Regions from separate parts of the Homo sapiens genome. Here region 2 is linked to region 1. Evidence: read pairs that join two places in POLR2A ChIA-PET (ENCODE). Cell type or tissue: MCF 10A. All regions are shown on one strand. Each heading gives the region's core, and the rest is flanking DNA. Links, peaks and the distances in the headings are about the cores only. Region 1 has its middle 150 kb from the start of BMP2. Region 2 has its middle 230 kb from the start of BMP2.

Region 1 (7,528 bases), core at 1,255-6,254:
CAGGCTGGAGTGCAGTGGTGTGGTCACAGCTCATTGCAGCCTTGAACTGCTATGCTCAAGCGATCCTCTCCCCTCAGCCTCCTAAGTAGCTGGAAATACAGGTGCATGCTACCACGGCCAGCTATGTTTTCTAATTTTATTTTTGTAGAGATGGGGTCTCACTATGTTGCCCAGGCTGGTCTCAAATGCCTGGGCTCATGTGATCCTCTTGCCTCCGTCTCCTGAGTAGCTGGAATTACTGGCACAAGCCACCACACTCAGCTATTCTCCTTTAATCTTACACTCCCTGTATAGTTCATGATATTTGTACAATGTTTGATATAAGATATAAGATTTTGAATTTCAAAATCAACTTACACAAATTGCTATTGAATGTCTATATCAGTTGATAACTATATCACTGAAGTAATCCCTTAGCCAGAAGGAGGCAGCCATAAAATATTCTACTTATTTCAAAACTAATTTCAAGGCTGGGCGCTGTGGCTCATGCCTGTCATCCCAGCAATTTGGGAGGCTGAGGTGGGCGGATCACGAGGTCAGGAGATTGAGACCATCCTGGCTAACACGGTGAAATCCCGTCTCTACTAAAAATACAAAAAATTAGCCGGGCGGGCGTGGTGGCGGGTGCCTGTAATCGCAGCTACGTGGGAAGCTGAGGCTGGAGAATGGCGTGAACCCAGGAGGCACAGCTTGCAGTGAGCCAAGATCGCGCCACTGCACTCCAGCCTGGGCGACAGAGCGAGACTCTGTCTCAAAACAAACAAACAAACAAACAAACAAATTTCAACATCATTAATATTTGAAACAGAACTTGAATCTTTCAGGAATACACATATCTCAGTTCTTAAAAAATAGCCTTTTGTTACATTAACGTATTTAAAATATTTCATACTGTTTGTTACTATATTTATAGCAGATTTAGAATTCCATGATTCTATAATGCCTAGTCCTTATTTCCTTTGGTTAAGTTTAGGATGTGGTAGATTATTGTTCATCAAATATTCACTCCCTTTCCCCCATATTCGTGGAAAGAGTGCCATTCTCCACTCCCTTGATGCTGAACTTAACCAAGTTACTTGCTTTGTCCAATGGGATGTTAGTGAACACGACAGAGGAAGAGGCTTGAGCTGTGCTTGTATAATTGGGATTGCTGTCTGGCATTGCTTTCAGTCACCATGAAAATTATAACATGCCCCAAATAACCACTTGTTCAAAAGGGATAAGAGACACACGGAGTACACTTGAACAACGTGAAGCTAGGAACCTACTCTAGCTAAACCCAACATGGACAAACCCAATCTCAACTACCTCATGAATACACTAAAAAGAAAGACTTTACCCATGTAACAAACCTGCATGTGTACCCCTTGAACCTAAAATAAAAATTGGAAAGAAAATAAATAAATAAGAAAGAAAGAAATGACTATTGTTGGATGTCCCTGAGGTTGTTTTTTTTTAAGTATTTTGTTATGCAGCATTATCATGGCAGTAGATGACTGACACATAGGCTTTATAAAAGACCACATATTATTCAAAGCACTCTTCATTGCAAGCAACAGAAACATAACCCAAACTAATCTATGCAAAGAGAAAAATCAGTTAACTGGATCTGAGGGTTTAGGCAAAGCTGAACTTAGATCCCCTTTTAATATAACTCAATTGGTGTTATCAGGAGTATACCCCTCACCATCTCTCAATTCTATTTTCCTCTGGATTGTTGTCGTTCTCAGAGGAGATCCCTTTATGTGGTGACAAAGATGGTCTCCAGGAATGTTAGGTTTACATACTGCTGGTACATCTAATCTAGAAAGAACAGAGCACCTCTTCCCTAAAATCTCTAGCAGAAGCCCTGGGAATGAGGCTCTCTGATTGTATGGTACACCAGGAGCATACTCCAAACTAATCATTCTGGCTGGGGATACAGTGTTCTGATTGGTCAAGTATGGGCCATGTGACTATCACTGGTGGTGGTGGAAGCAAAGAGAGGCTGTAAGTCCCATCCAAACTTCAGGATCTGAAAATAGGAAAGAAATGGGTCCCCAGGGAAAAATGAAGAAACTGTTACCAAAATGGTACACAGAGGAAAAAATAGCAGAAGAGCATGACAGACACAGCTGTATAGTATTTGACATTTTTTCTGCCTTAATGTAAACAGCCACTACTTTACAGCTTCAAAAAGAAGTGCCATCAGCCCTCTTAAGAAATCTCTCGGGCATGCCCTAGCATTGGTTTTAAGCTCTGTGCCTCAGCTTGGCTGCCCTAAAGGACACTCCTCATTTCACTTGTCCTGGTATTTTCCTAGTCTCTTGGCCTATTTGGGTTGTGGTTGTTTGTTCAGAACAGAAGGCTTTAGTTCTCTCCACACTAACCAGAGGGAAATGATCAAACCTAGAAACTAAAAAAAGCTAGAAACCAACCTCTGCCAGTTTTGCATAAACTATCCTAAATGTATAGCCAAATCTTGGATTTAAAAGCTGTACATTATAATTCAGTGTTTCTGTGCTTTTCTGGTCAAGCACAAGAAACAAGTCTCCCTCAAAGCACAGTTTTCAAACCAAGCCTGGATATCAGCCACTAATTTGGTAAAGAGCTATCTCTTTGTGATTTCCCAAGGGTGACTACGCCAATAAGCTATCAAGCTGACCTATTTTGAAAGCAGGCGCGACATCACTTTGAATTAGGAGTGTCAATGCAAACTAGCTTATTATTGTGAATAATAGCCATTGTTAAACTAGCCCTGGGCGAATCATTCTGCACACGTGGATACATACTTACTGCTTCCGTGTTGGACGCCAGTGCAGATATGAGGCAAATGAAAATCACGTATTTAGCAACCAGTTGGTTTCTTTTTGCTGTTTGGCAAACGGACAGTCTTTTAGAGAATGATTGATCATTTTACTCCTAAAGGCAGAACTATATCTTACCCCCTCTGTTGTCTTCATAGTGTCTAGACCAGTCAGTTGTGTACACAATAAATGTAAGACAAATTGAAACTGTCTATAAGGTTTCTGTCTCCACATTCAAAGCAGATGAATGCCCCAGTCCATGAGGAGATGAGCTATGCTTTTTGTTGTTATCAAACTTTTTTCTAAACAAATAAGCAGCTAAATCTAAGCTGTAAAATAATAACTTGTATAAAATACATTTATTAGTTGCAATAAACACACAGGTAATTAGAAGCAAGGCAGGCATCATTTTTAAGTTAGTCCAGGTCCAAACGGCAGGAGGCTAGAGACCATTATGAGGGTTTTTAACCACTCACTGAACTTTTTTAAAAAGGTCCTTACTAAGAACTAAATCGATTTAAAAATAGTGTTATTTTATGAATGAGATTTATATTACCAACTATGGGAAGAAGCAGGAAATATGTAGAGGACCATCCCAAAATTTCACCTACCATACTTTTCATCAAGCACTTTTTAGCATCATTCTCCGAGAATGATTCTCAAGAAGGCTGAAACATAGGCCAAGCCTACAGTATTTTTATTCTACAGAAGAGGAAGATAAGATTATAAATGGAGCAGTAACTTCCCTGGTTATTTAGTGATCAACCAGGTCTAAAGCTTAGGGTTCTCCTAGCCCCTTTTACTCCCCAGGGACTTGACTTCTTCCTTGATAGCTGGTAATTTTCCAGCTGTTACATGATTTTTATTTCGGGCACAACTTTAATAAGTATGAAGTTTGGCTTTTACTAATGCTTAGCTGTTTACAAAGACTTTCACATGAATTATCTTATTTATCAGTCAAACAATTATCCCATTTAAAACATTAACTACATATGAACAAAAGCTCAAGTACAGATATGAATCTGTATATATACACTTACCTCAGTGCTCACACCCTCATTACGGGAGTAGCAGAGTCACTATCTCGACTTTAAGAAATTTGTGACTTCACAAGCACGCTGATTAATCCAGCATGTGAGGCAGGTAAATGCTAACTATTATTAAGACCCTGATTTTTCAGTTAGCAAAACTGACACAGTCAGTTACTTAATTCAAAAAAAAAAAAAAACCAAGATTATTAAGAGTAAAGGAAGGAGGACAGGCTGTTGGCAGACCAATGCCAAGAACACCCCTCCCCAGTGGGACAGGATTGCTGGTTGATCACAGAGACAAACATAGCAGACGTGTCAAAACAGCAGCTGCTCGTAGTCTTGTCACTTCTGACAGCTCAGCTGACATACTCATCTGGTCACAGCAGCAGCCTTCCAGAAGCTGCCCTCTATTAAGTTCCTATTACATGGTACCATGCACTGTGACAAATGTCTTAATGCATTATATGCCATCAAATTCTGTCTTTTTTTTTTTTTTTTTTTGAGATGAGTCTCACTCTGTCGCCCAGGCTGGAGTGCAGTGGCACAATCTCAGCTCACTGCAACCTCTGCCTCTCAGATTCAAGTGATTTCTCCTGCCTCAACCTCCCGAGTAGCTGGGATTACAGGTGTGAGCCACCATGCTCAGCTAATTTTTGTATTTTGTATTTATTTATTTATTTATTTTAGTAGAGATGGGGTTTCACCAGGTTGGCCAGGCAGGTTTCGAATTCCTGACCTCAAGTGATCTGCCCACTTTGGCCTCCCAAAGTGCTGGGATTACAGGTGTGAGCCACCATGCTTAGCTTATCAAATTCTTATGATAACTCTTTAAGTGGATACCACTATTATGTTCATTTTACAAATGAAGAACTGGTAGTTCAGAGAAGTTAAGCTACATGCCAAAGATCACACAGGAAAGTTGCAGAGCTGAGATTTAAATCTAGCTATCTTTGACTAAAGTCTGTGTCTGTCCCCCAGGCCCCGTAAAGTTCACTGCCCACATTTTCTTCCCACTTTCCTCCTTGCTTTCTCCTTTCCACCACCTTGCAGAATCAAAAGATATCATAGAAGCAAAAAATAACTCTTTCTGACAGGGCCTCTTCCTCTCAATATTACTCTGATGAGACTATTTTAACAGAAACTCTGGAAAAACATGATGTCTCATTACATACACTTTACTTCAACTATTAACTCCCAAAGTCAATGTGGTTCACAGCTGGAAATTTAGCATACACAGTAGCTGTCAGTTTATACCTCTAGCCCCTACTGACAATACCACTGTATCGTAATACATGGCAGAGTACTGATATTACCATGGGTTTACTGTCCATATTTATAATTGATGGAAATGGTACATTTCAACAAAAGCTTAGGAAATATAAAGAAATATTATTTTCCCATCTAAGTTCATAGACTCTTCTATAGTCTTGCAAATAAACCAACTTCTCCCACAGATAATAGCAATCTCCATGGCAAGCTGGCCTTTTATTATGACTTTACAGTCATCAGCAAAGACTTAGGCAGGAAAAGTTGTGAGTGTGTGACAGTTTGGAAAAAGGGCTCAATCAATGGCACAGGAGCTTTGCCTACAAGTTCCTCCTATGGAAAGTAACATTGAAATGCGTGAGTATCTTCTAGAATATATGTAAAACTACATTTCTAACACTGCTGAAAAAAAAAAAAAAAAAAGGAAAAGCAGCTTGGGTATTGGCACCAGAAAAAAAAATTGTCCAAAAAGAGGGAAGAAAACGTGAGAAGGCTGTTGTTTTTTGTTTTTTGTTTTGCTGTGAGACTTTTTGTGGGGTTGTTGCTTTTTTTCTTTTTTCTTTTGAGACAGTTTCACTCTGCCACCCAGGCTGGAGTGCAGTGGCGCGATCTCGGCTCACTGCAACCTCTGCCACCCAGGTTTAAGTGATTCTTGTGCCTCAGCCTCCTGAGTAGCTGGGATTAAGGCACTCGCCAACACGCCCGGCTGTATTTTGTATTTTTAGTAGAGACGGGGTTTCACCATGTTGGCCAGGCTGGTCTCAAACTCCTGACCTCAAGTGATCTGCCCGCCTCGGCCTCCCAAAGTGCTGGGATTACAGGTGTGAGCCACCGCACCTGGCCAGGATTTTGTTTTGGTGCTGCCCTAGATGCCCCTGTCTAGTGTAAACTATGTTTTTTTCTTTCTTCCTTTCTCCACATTTTTAAATTGCTATGCAGGTGTTTAGCTCTGGACACAGAACCAACAGAAACAATCAGAAGCTCTGTTAGGCCAAAACAAATTCCAGATTCCTTTTCTCCTCTTCCTTTATACCCCTCCCCTTCTCCAAAATCAAGGACCACAAAGTATCCAGTTGGAAGAATAATTTCCTCTAAGAGCCAAGGTTCTTAACCTTTACTGTTACATGGACTCATTTTACAATTCAATGGAGCCGTTGACTGCTTCTCAGAATAACAATTTTTAAATGCATTAAATAAAATATATAGAATTATTAAGAAAAACATCAATAATGAAATATTTATAGTCTTTTCTTAATTTTATTTTTCCATAAGTTATTGAAGTACAGGTGGTATTTGGTTAGATGAGTAAGTTCTTTAGTGGAGATTTGTGAGAACCTGGTGCACCCATCATCCGAGCAGTATACACTGCACCATATTTGTTGTCTTTTATCCCTCGCCCCCCTCACACTCTTCTCCCCAAGTCCCTGAAGTCCATTGTATGATTCTTATACCTCCTCATAGCTTAGCTCCCACATATCTATAATAATATTTTTAATTGCTGTAGTGAGGCATGTGCTCCCTTACTAACGCTTTAAGTAGAAAGATCTAGTGGTAGGTCTAATATTTACCATAATATCTAAGTAGTGTTGGACGTAAAGCATCTGTTGAGACCAGATGTCTCTACATCAACAACTGTATTGTAATATGTTACAGAATGCTGACATTACCGTGGGTTATTTGTCCATATTTATAATTGGTAGAAAAGCTATATTTCAACAAAAGCTTAGGAAATACAAAGAAGTAATGTTTTCCCATTAAGTTCATGGACCCTGCTATAGTTGGAATGTCCCTTCCAATACACTTTTTGAAACTCAATCCCCAATATGCCAGTATTGAGAGGTAGGGCCTTAAAGAGGTGATTGGATCACAAGGGCTCAATTCAATGAGAATTGAATGAATCCATCCATTCATGGATTAATGGATTAATGAGTTATCATGAAAGGGGAACTGGTGGTTTTACAAGAAGGGGAAGAGCAACCTGAGCTAGCCCATGTGCACAGTCATCCTCCTTGCCATGCAACCAGCAAGGAGGCTCTCATTAGATGCGGCCTCTCAACATTGGATTTATTAGCATCCCTAACTGTAAGAAATAAATTCCTTTTCTTCTGGATTATCCAGTTTCAAGTATTCTGTTATAAGCAACAGAAAATGGACTATTACAAACTCCTTGACTTCGATCCATGGATCCCAAGATTAAAATCCTTTTCCTAGAGGCATATATACTGGTTTGAAATCACCCTTAAATTTTTACACCTCTGCACTCTCTGCCTTGTCTCCTTAACCTGCTGAGCGTCTCTCACCAAATGAAGAGCTTATGCTTGATATCTGAGTTCCCAGCACCTTTCAGAAAGATTGTTTTAAAGGCACCTTGAATATGGTAGAAATGTTAGGAAGCCTGAAACAGTAGAGATTTTGTTTGTCTTTTCTCCAGCTATTAAATTTAAG
Region 2 (7,528 bases), core at 1,193-6,192, 74 kb before region 1:
ACGGCGGCCGCTTGGACAAGTGACTATTGACCACATGGAATGTGACAGGTCTAAGGAATTCTTAATGAAATTTAATTTTTATTAATTAAAATTTAAATGGCCACACAGTAGTAACTGGGGCTACTACATGGGACATGGGCACAGAGGACACCGGCTGGCTTTCCTCACTAGTGGCAGCTCCAGAGATACCACTATCCCACAGCCCCATTTTAGCTACCTTTGGATTGGGGTGGAAGTCCTCTCTAGTAGTAGATGATAGAGAACTTAGAATTGCGAACAATTTTCTAAAACAATATAATCACTTTACTTTCAGATATGTGTGATTACTGACAAAAAGGGAACCAGCTTGCTAAAGTTGCAGTCCTGCTTGGCTTACAGAAATATCATTATTTTCAGTTAGCCTGTAAATACCCCAAACTGGACTTGGCTTACTTACTTTGCAATTTTATTGTCTATATGTATGTGAATGGTGTTTTACTGTATGTTTTAATCTTTTCATCACCCAGTTTCTCTTAAACTAATGCACTCCCTCAAGTAAAGGCTTTGCCTACCTACTAATCATGAAAAACTCATCCAGACAGCTGCTTGCTGTGTCGACAATGCCAAACAGCCTCCTCCACCTTGGTTGATTTAGCTAAGCCCTTGGTAGTATAAAGTAATGTTGATGGCTTTTACTTTTTTATTTTTTGCATTTTGAACTTTTAACACCCTTCTGCCTCCAAACTCTTAAGCTAAATTTCTTCACCTTTTACACCTGTTCATGATCTATGTATGCACACTTTACCAGTAGTATCTAGAATGTTATTCTTAAACTTTAGGGAACAAAGGAATCATCTGAAAGGCTTGTTAAACACATATTCCTGTGCCCTACACCCAAAGTTTCTGATTCAGTAGATCTAGAGTGGGGACAGAGAATTTGCATTTTCAGTAAGTTCTGAGGTGTTGAAGATGTAGCTTATCTGGAGACTATGCCTTAAGAAACACTGACATTGCGGCACTATTCACAATAGCAAAGACTTGGAACCAACCCAAATGTCCAACAATGATAGACTGGATTAAGAAAATGTGGCACATACACACCATGGAATACTATGCAGCCATAAAAAATGATGAGTTCATGTCCTTTGTAGGGACATGGATGAAATTGGAAATCATCATTCTCAGCAAACTATCACAAGGACAAAAAAACAAACACCGCATGTTCTCACTCATAGGTGGGAATTGAACAATGAGAACATTTGGACACAGGAAGGGGGACATCACACACCGGGACCTGTTATGGGGTGAGGGGAGCGGGTTGGGATAGCATTAGGAGATATACATAATGTACATGACGAGTTAATGGGTGCAGCACACCAACATGGCACATGTATACATATGTAACAAACCTGCACACTGTGCACACGTACCCTAGAACTTAACGTGTAATAAACATTTATGTATATATATATAAACACACACAGGAAGAGAAAAAATAAAAAGAAAGAAACACTGACATAAGTATTCTTCTTTATTTCTGGGACTCCTCCCCACAGCTACTTAAACCCTGTGGTTGGTCATTGTATTGAAGACCTCAGCAATGCTCTTTACAAAACTGGATGTGCGTGATTCCATTGGGACATTATTCAAATGAAGAGTTGGTGTCAGTGAGTCCAGAGTGGAACCTGAGGATCTGCATTTCTAACAAGCTCCTCAGTGATGCTGAGGCTGCTGGAACACCCTAAACTTCCCACTTCAACTTTTCACCTTGGGTATTTTCACCCCTGTGCCATTCTGAGAAACACAAGTTTCCCGAACCCTGCTAAGGAGCTGGGTTCTTTGACATTCATTGTTGCCTGAGAGTTCCTCCTGCTGGCTAACACTGCAGCTGCCACTCCCCAGTCCCATGCTCAGGGCAACCATCGTTGATTCATCCTGGCAATTGAGTCGGAATGCCCCCAGAAAACCTTTCTCAAAACAGTGTCCTCCAGGCCACCATGAGCAAATCCTGATAGAATAAGAGGAAACTGATTAACTCTCCTGATTCAAAATAAATCTCCTGGCTGGGAGTGCAGTGCCTCACACCTGTAATCTCAGAAATTTGGGAGGCCAAGGTGGGTGGATCACTTGGGGTCAGGAGTTCGAGACCAGCCTGGCTAACATGGTGAAACCCCATCTCTACTAAAAATACAAAAATTAGCCAGGCGTGGTGGTGGGCACCTGTAATTCCAGCCACTCGGGAGGCTGAGACAGGAGAATCGCTTGAGCCTGGGGAGGTTGAGGCTGCAGTGAGCCCAGATTGTGCCACTGCACTCCAGCCTGGGTGATAGTGAGACTCTATCTCAAAAAAACAAAACAAAACAAAATAAATCTCCCAAAATAGTTCTACGAAACTTCACTAGGGGTTAAATTTTTTTCCCACTTTTTAGTGCCAATAGACAATCATACTTTCTATGTAACTGAGAATATTTAGTTCATATGGTTATTCAGTTCCCTCTTTCAAATACTTCTATTAATTTTGATATATGTTTCTCGCTGTTGTTTTCAGCCATCATCTCTAATTACCTTCTGCCTTGGTAGAAGTCATGATCTGCTTTATTAATACTTGATTTTTTACCTTCCAAGATGATACACACTCTACTTAGTGTCTTTGATATGTTCTTCTTTTAAATTTCTCCCTTATCTAAGTTAAACTCTTATTTCTTTTGTCAAAAATGTGTACTCTTGATGCTTCTATTAGACCAAAATGCCTGTCTTGTTTCTCTCTTTGCTTTAACTTTCATTTCTTCAAAAGTGGAGTCTATTCACGGCTTCCATCTTGAAAGCAGCCCCTTATTCCTTAACCTACAGAAATGGATCCCCCCAACACCCCACCTACCTAGCAATAGTGCATAGCTGTTTACTCAGGAAACCCAATGACTTTTTCTCAATCCTCAATGCAGTAATTTTTATTGACTAGGTGCTTTGAAACAAAAGATTTTGTTTTCCACTACATCCTGGCCCATTCTTTAACACCCCTGGCTTCACTTCTGCTTCTATCACTAAATATCTAGAAGCCAAAAAGGGGTTCTGTCTCTGTTCTGCTACAGCTCTCTAGTCTTCCTCAGAAATCTCACTGACTGAGCTCATCTTTTCCTCCCCAAGTCAGTTTACTCTTTGAGTTTTCTTATTTTGTTGTTTAAGTGGCCTGGGCTCAAAGTCCCAGAATCCGCCTGAACCTGCCCACACGTCACTCTCTACACCCAGTGAGTTCTCAGGTCCTATAAATACTTCCTTCAAAATGTTTCTCTCTTTCAAATGATTCTTTAAAACATTCCATTCCTTTTTATCACTGCCAATTCCAACCTCGTGCAGGTCTCTCATTACTCAATCCTCTAAGCATACTGGGCATTTCTCAATTCTCTCCATGTCAATTAATCTAAGAGGCTGTTGTAATGGAATTTCCCCAAACCCTTCCTTCTTATGTCACACTCATGTTCCCAAAGCCCTCATCACCCCACATTTCCTGTAGTTAAATAAAAGATCTATATCCTATCCTGGTGTTCAAGAGCCTCTGTAATGGGACCATTCAATGTATCTACATTTCTCTCCTTCTACTTGCCTCCATGGACTTTTCATGAACTCTCCACTTTAGCCATATTGGTTCACTTTTTCTCAAAATATGTCATGTTGTGTGCACAGAGCCACCCCACCCCATCCTTAGCCCCTGCCAGTTGCCTATGTCCTCCCTTCCTCCATTATTCATCCCAAACTCCAACAGCTGGGTCCACCTCTCCTGACTTTAGTCTCAGTGTGCTTTGCATGTTGCAAGCCTGGTTTGAACAATTCAATTAGCACCTAGTCTTTCTTTTTTTCTATATCTTTTTCCTATAAATCCTAAATTCCTGCACAGATTTGAAGCTCCCTGTACAAGGAGCTCTATCTGACATTTGTGATACGTAGAATGGCAGCATGTGGATCAGCAGTACCACCAGACAGCTGAGTTTGAAAGTAAAGACTTGATTCTAATTTTGTCCACTTATAGATCAACGTTAGAATTTCTATGCAGTTTAAACTTAGCTTTGCCCTCAGGGTGATAATTTTACACAGTGTCCTGCAAAAGATATACACGCCCAAACAGATAGCATTTCTTACAATAACAAGACCTCCACACAGTCAAAAGCTGCAGTTGAACTAAATCTTCTTTCATATTCTAGTTAATAAATGCTCCTAAATATTTTCAAGTTTCTCCACCGTCGCTAAGGCTTAGAGAGGCTATTTGTCATACTTGCGAAGGCTTCAAATGAGGCATGATTTCCAGAAGAAAGCAGCTGTGTAAAATTGGCCTGCAAACAGAAAGACGGCATGGCTGTGGGACACCTAGCCTGCTGTCAACAACCAAAACTCTCACCGGCACTGGTAATGTTTTATTGGTTTAATATTAAATAACTGCCCCTGCATACGGAGTGTATTATATTTAATGGTACTCTAATACTTGGAACTGCAGTTTTCTCTCATGCACCTGTAAAATTAGTATTTCCAAATATTCCACTAAGTTAATAAAGCTTAATTTGTTTTATGTGCGGTGTCCAAAAGCCTGACATAGGCAGTGGAACTCTTGACTTGGAGAAGATCTGATGGGTAAATGGTTATTCACCACCTAAGAGGGACTGTTTTTTTTTTCTCTCTCTCTCTATGTATCTCAATGCACACTATTTGAAACAAAGATTATAAGGTTTTTGTTTATCTTGAGTCATCAGTGAGCGATTAATGCACTTTGGTTACCCTTTGCTTTGTTCAGGGTAAGTCTGGATGGGGAGATGAGTAATTGCAGGTTTGCTAAGACCAAACCTGAAGACGATTCTTCAGCCTGCTCCTGTTTGAATGCCTTAACTATTACTAAACCTTGGGTAGGGAGTCATTTTTAGTTTTGCCCAGACATTTTAAGCCTTCAATTAGAAAGGATTATTTACCAATAGTATTCATTTGAGGGCAAAATTTCCCAATTATAAAACAGTTAAAACAAAAGCTGAAAACAATGAAATTTGGATTCTGTGTTTTTCTTACTGAAAGTTATGACCTGGCTCACTCAGAACTCACCATTCATATTAATTCATCTTGTTTCTAGAAGCCATTGTGATCTTCTGATTCTGCTTTTGGCACTAAGAACAGTCTGAACTAAGGTACAAAATAAAAACAGGTTTTAATAAATTCAATGGGCATTGTGGCCACCCAGCCTGTTCTTTATAGACTCACTTTCTAAGATTAACTGACCTACAGACTGATTTTTTTCAAAGTTGCCCATTTAAAATTGGATCTTCGTTCATATGCAAGTATTTGTTTGAATACCTGTTTTCAATTATTTGGGGGTATATATTCAGATACATCCATGGCAACAGAGAGCAAATTATCTGTTGCCAGGTGCTTGGGGCAGGGGAGAGTGCAAGTGACTGTTTAATAGGTACAGGGTTTCTTTTTGGGGGTGATGAAATGTTTTGAGCCTATAACAGATAGCATTAATAGTTGCATTGCATTATAAATGTACTGAATAAATACAATTGAATTATACATTTTACAATGGTTTATTTTATGTTAGGTGAATTTCACCTCAATTAATAAACAAAAAACTAGAACTTCAGCATGGGCTTGCTGAATGTATCGTTTGCAAGCCAGCCCCTTTCAGCACAAGCTTATAAGTGGTATTGAGCTACCCTTACAAATGAGCCCTAGAGCCTAGCTTCTGAAAGAAACACATGGCTTTCGACTATTTCTTACATATCCTCATGTGATCAAACTTGCCTACTTCTATTTAGATCTACTGCGCCTGTTGCTATTAACAGGACTATGTAGAGAGCCAACGCCCGTCCCTGCACTTTCTCAAAGATCTTTCCTCCAGTCTCTGATTGTCTTTCCACATGATACTGCTTTTCTTCATTTGTTTTTATTTTCTGATTACATCTAAGGAGCCAGCAATTTTTAGGGACTCCGCATTAGCCTTTTCTCTTCTCTGCCCTGTGGGGATATCAGATGATTGATATCACCTGGCTGCTGAGGAGGCCCAAATCTGGACCTGCTGCCCTGCTGCCTCCCCTGGTTCCAGACCTGTGTGGCATTAACCACCTGCATGCCCAAAAGATGATCACTTCCCAGATAGAGGCCATTATAAATTAGCTCACCTTCATATAATTTTTTAAAATGGTTTAGAAAGTACTTTCACAGATGTTATCTCTTTAAATCTTCACATCATCCTTGTGAGACAAATAACATTGCAATGCCTCTACTCTCTGCTTTGCAGATAAGAAGGCTGAAGCAGAGAGAGGTGCAGTGGTCAAGGTCACTGGGCTGATAAAATACCCACTGTATTAGTCCATTTTCATACTGCTATAAAGAACTGCCGGAGACTGAGTAATTTATAAAGGAAAGAGGTTTAATTGACTCACAGCTCAACATAGCTGGGGAGGACTCAGGAAACTTACAATCATGGCAGAAGGTGAAGACGAAGCAAGGCACCTTCTTCACAAGGTGGCAGGAAGGAGAGTTGCTGAGTGAAGAGAGGAAGATCCCTTTATAAAACCATTCGGTCTCGTGAGAACTCACTCACTATCACCAGAACAGCATAGGGGAACCACCCCCCGCCCATGATGTTCATTTACCTGCACCTGGTCTCTCCCTTGACACGTAGGGATTATGGGGATTATGAGGATTAAAATTCAAGAAGAGATTTGGGTGGGGACACAAAGCTGACCACATCACCTATCCTGCCATATAATAGGGTGTCTTTACATTCCTTCAAAAATGTTCCCTCTACCACATTTGCATTCTCTTTTGTCAATGCCACTTTCTTTCCACCCAGATCTGGAAGTAGACTCTTCCAAGTTATTCTCAACTTTCTTCCTCCTCAGTACCCACATATATCCAGGTCTGTCACCTTGAATCTTATTCTACAGCCATGGCCAACTGTGCATTCCCTCTTCTCCCTCTCATCAGACTATTGCAAAATTCTCTTAGCTGATCTCCTAGTTCCCACTTCTATGGAGCTCCAGATGATTATATCTTATCACTACTTTTGTCCCAAGAGCCTTGATTAATCATCATTGTCTATCAGATTACCACCACGTCAAAAGCTTTAGCATGCCATTCAAGGCTTCTTCACATGCTTCCACTTGCCAGGCCCAGCTCTCAAGACTTCTTCCCATGTCTCTAATCCAGAGCCACTGAACCACCTTCTGTCCAGAAGCCATCGCATTTCACTTTCCTATGCCTTCACTTGTGCTATTTCTCCTTCTTGAATGTCCTTTTTATTTATTTTCTAACTAAGGGAACCCTTCAAAACTCAATTTTAAAATCACTCTTCTTGAGAAATATTTCCTGCGTCCTCTATACTTGGCCCATGGAGGAGTAGTCAACCCTTATTTGATGTTCAATGGAAAATATTATACATAACATGTGTGTAAGTTTCCTAGGGTCACTGTAACAAATAACCACAACTTTAGTTTCTTAAAACAATAGACATTGATTTTCTCACAGTTCTAGAGGACGGAAGTACAAAATTAAGGTGTCAGCAGGGCCA

The links. ChIA-PET counts read pairs that join two places held together with the same protein. Peaks named below come from ENCODE experiments on the same cell type or tissue, not always from the same donor. Only the 100,000 strongest peaks of a DNase experiment are listed, where the experiment ranks them.
Region 2: POLR2A ChIA-PET joins it to region 1 with 13 read pairs; 2 of 35 experiments call an interaction of 5 or more read pairs at or near these places.

What each region holds. Positions count from the first base shown.
Region 1 is chr20:6,916,607-6,924,134 of GRCh38, reverse strand. No RefSeq gene overlaps it. Among named protein-coding and RNA genes, the nearest start is that of BMP2, 150 kb to the right of the region's middle. In MCF 10A, for the core only: no CTCF peak of the experiment used is centred there; no DNase peak of the experiment used is centred there.
Region 2 is chr20:6,990,454-6,997,981 of GRCh38, reverse strand. No RefSeq gene overlaps it. Among named protein-coding and RNA genes, the nearest start is that of BMP2, 230 kb to the right of the region's middle. In MCF 10A, for the core only: no CTCF peak of the experiment used is centred there; DNase peaks (open chromatin) are centred at 3,351 and 4,761.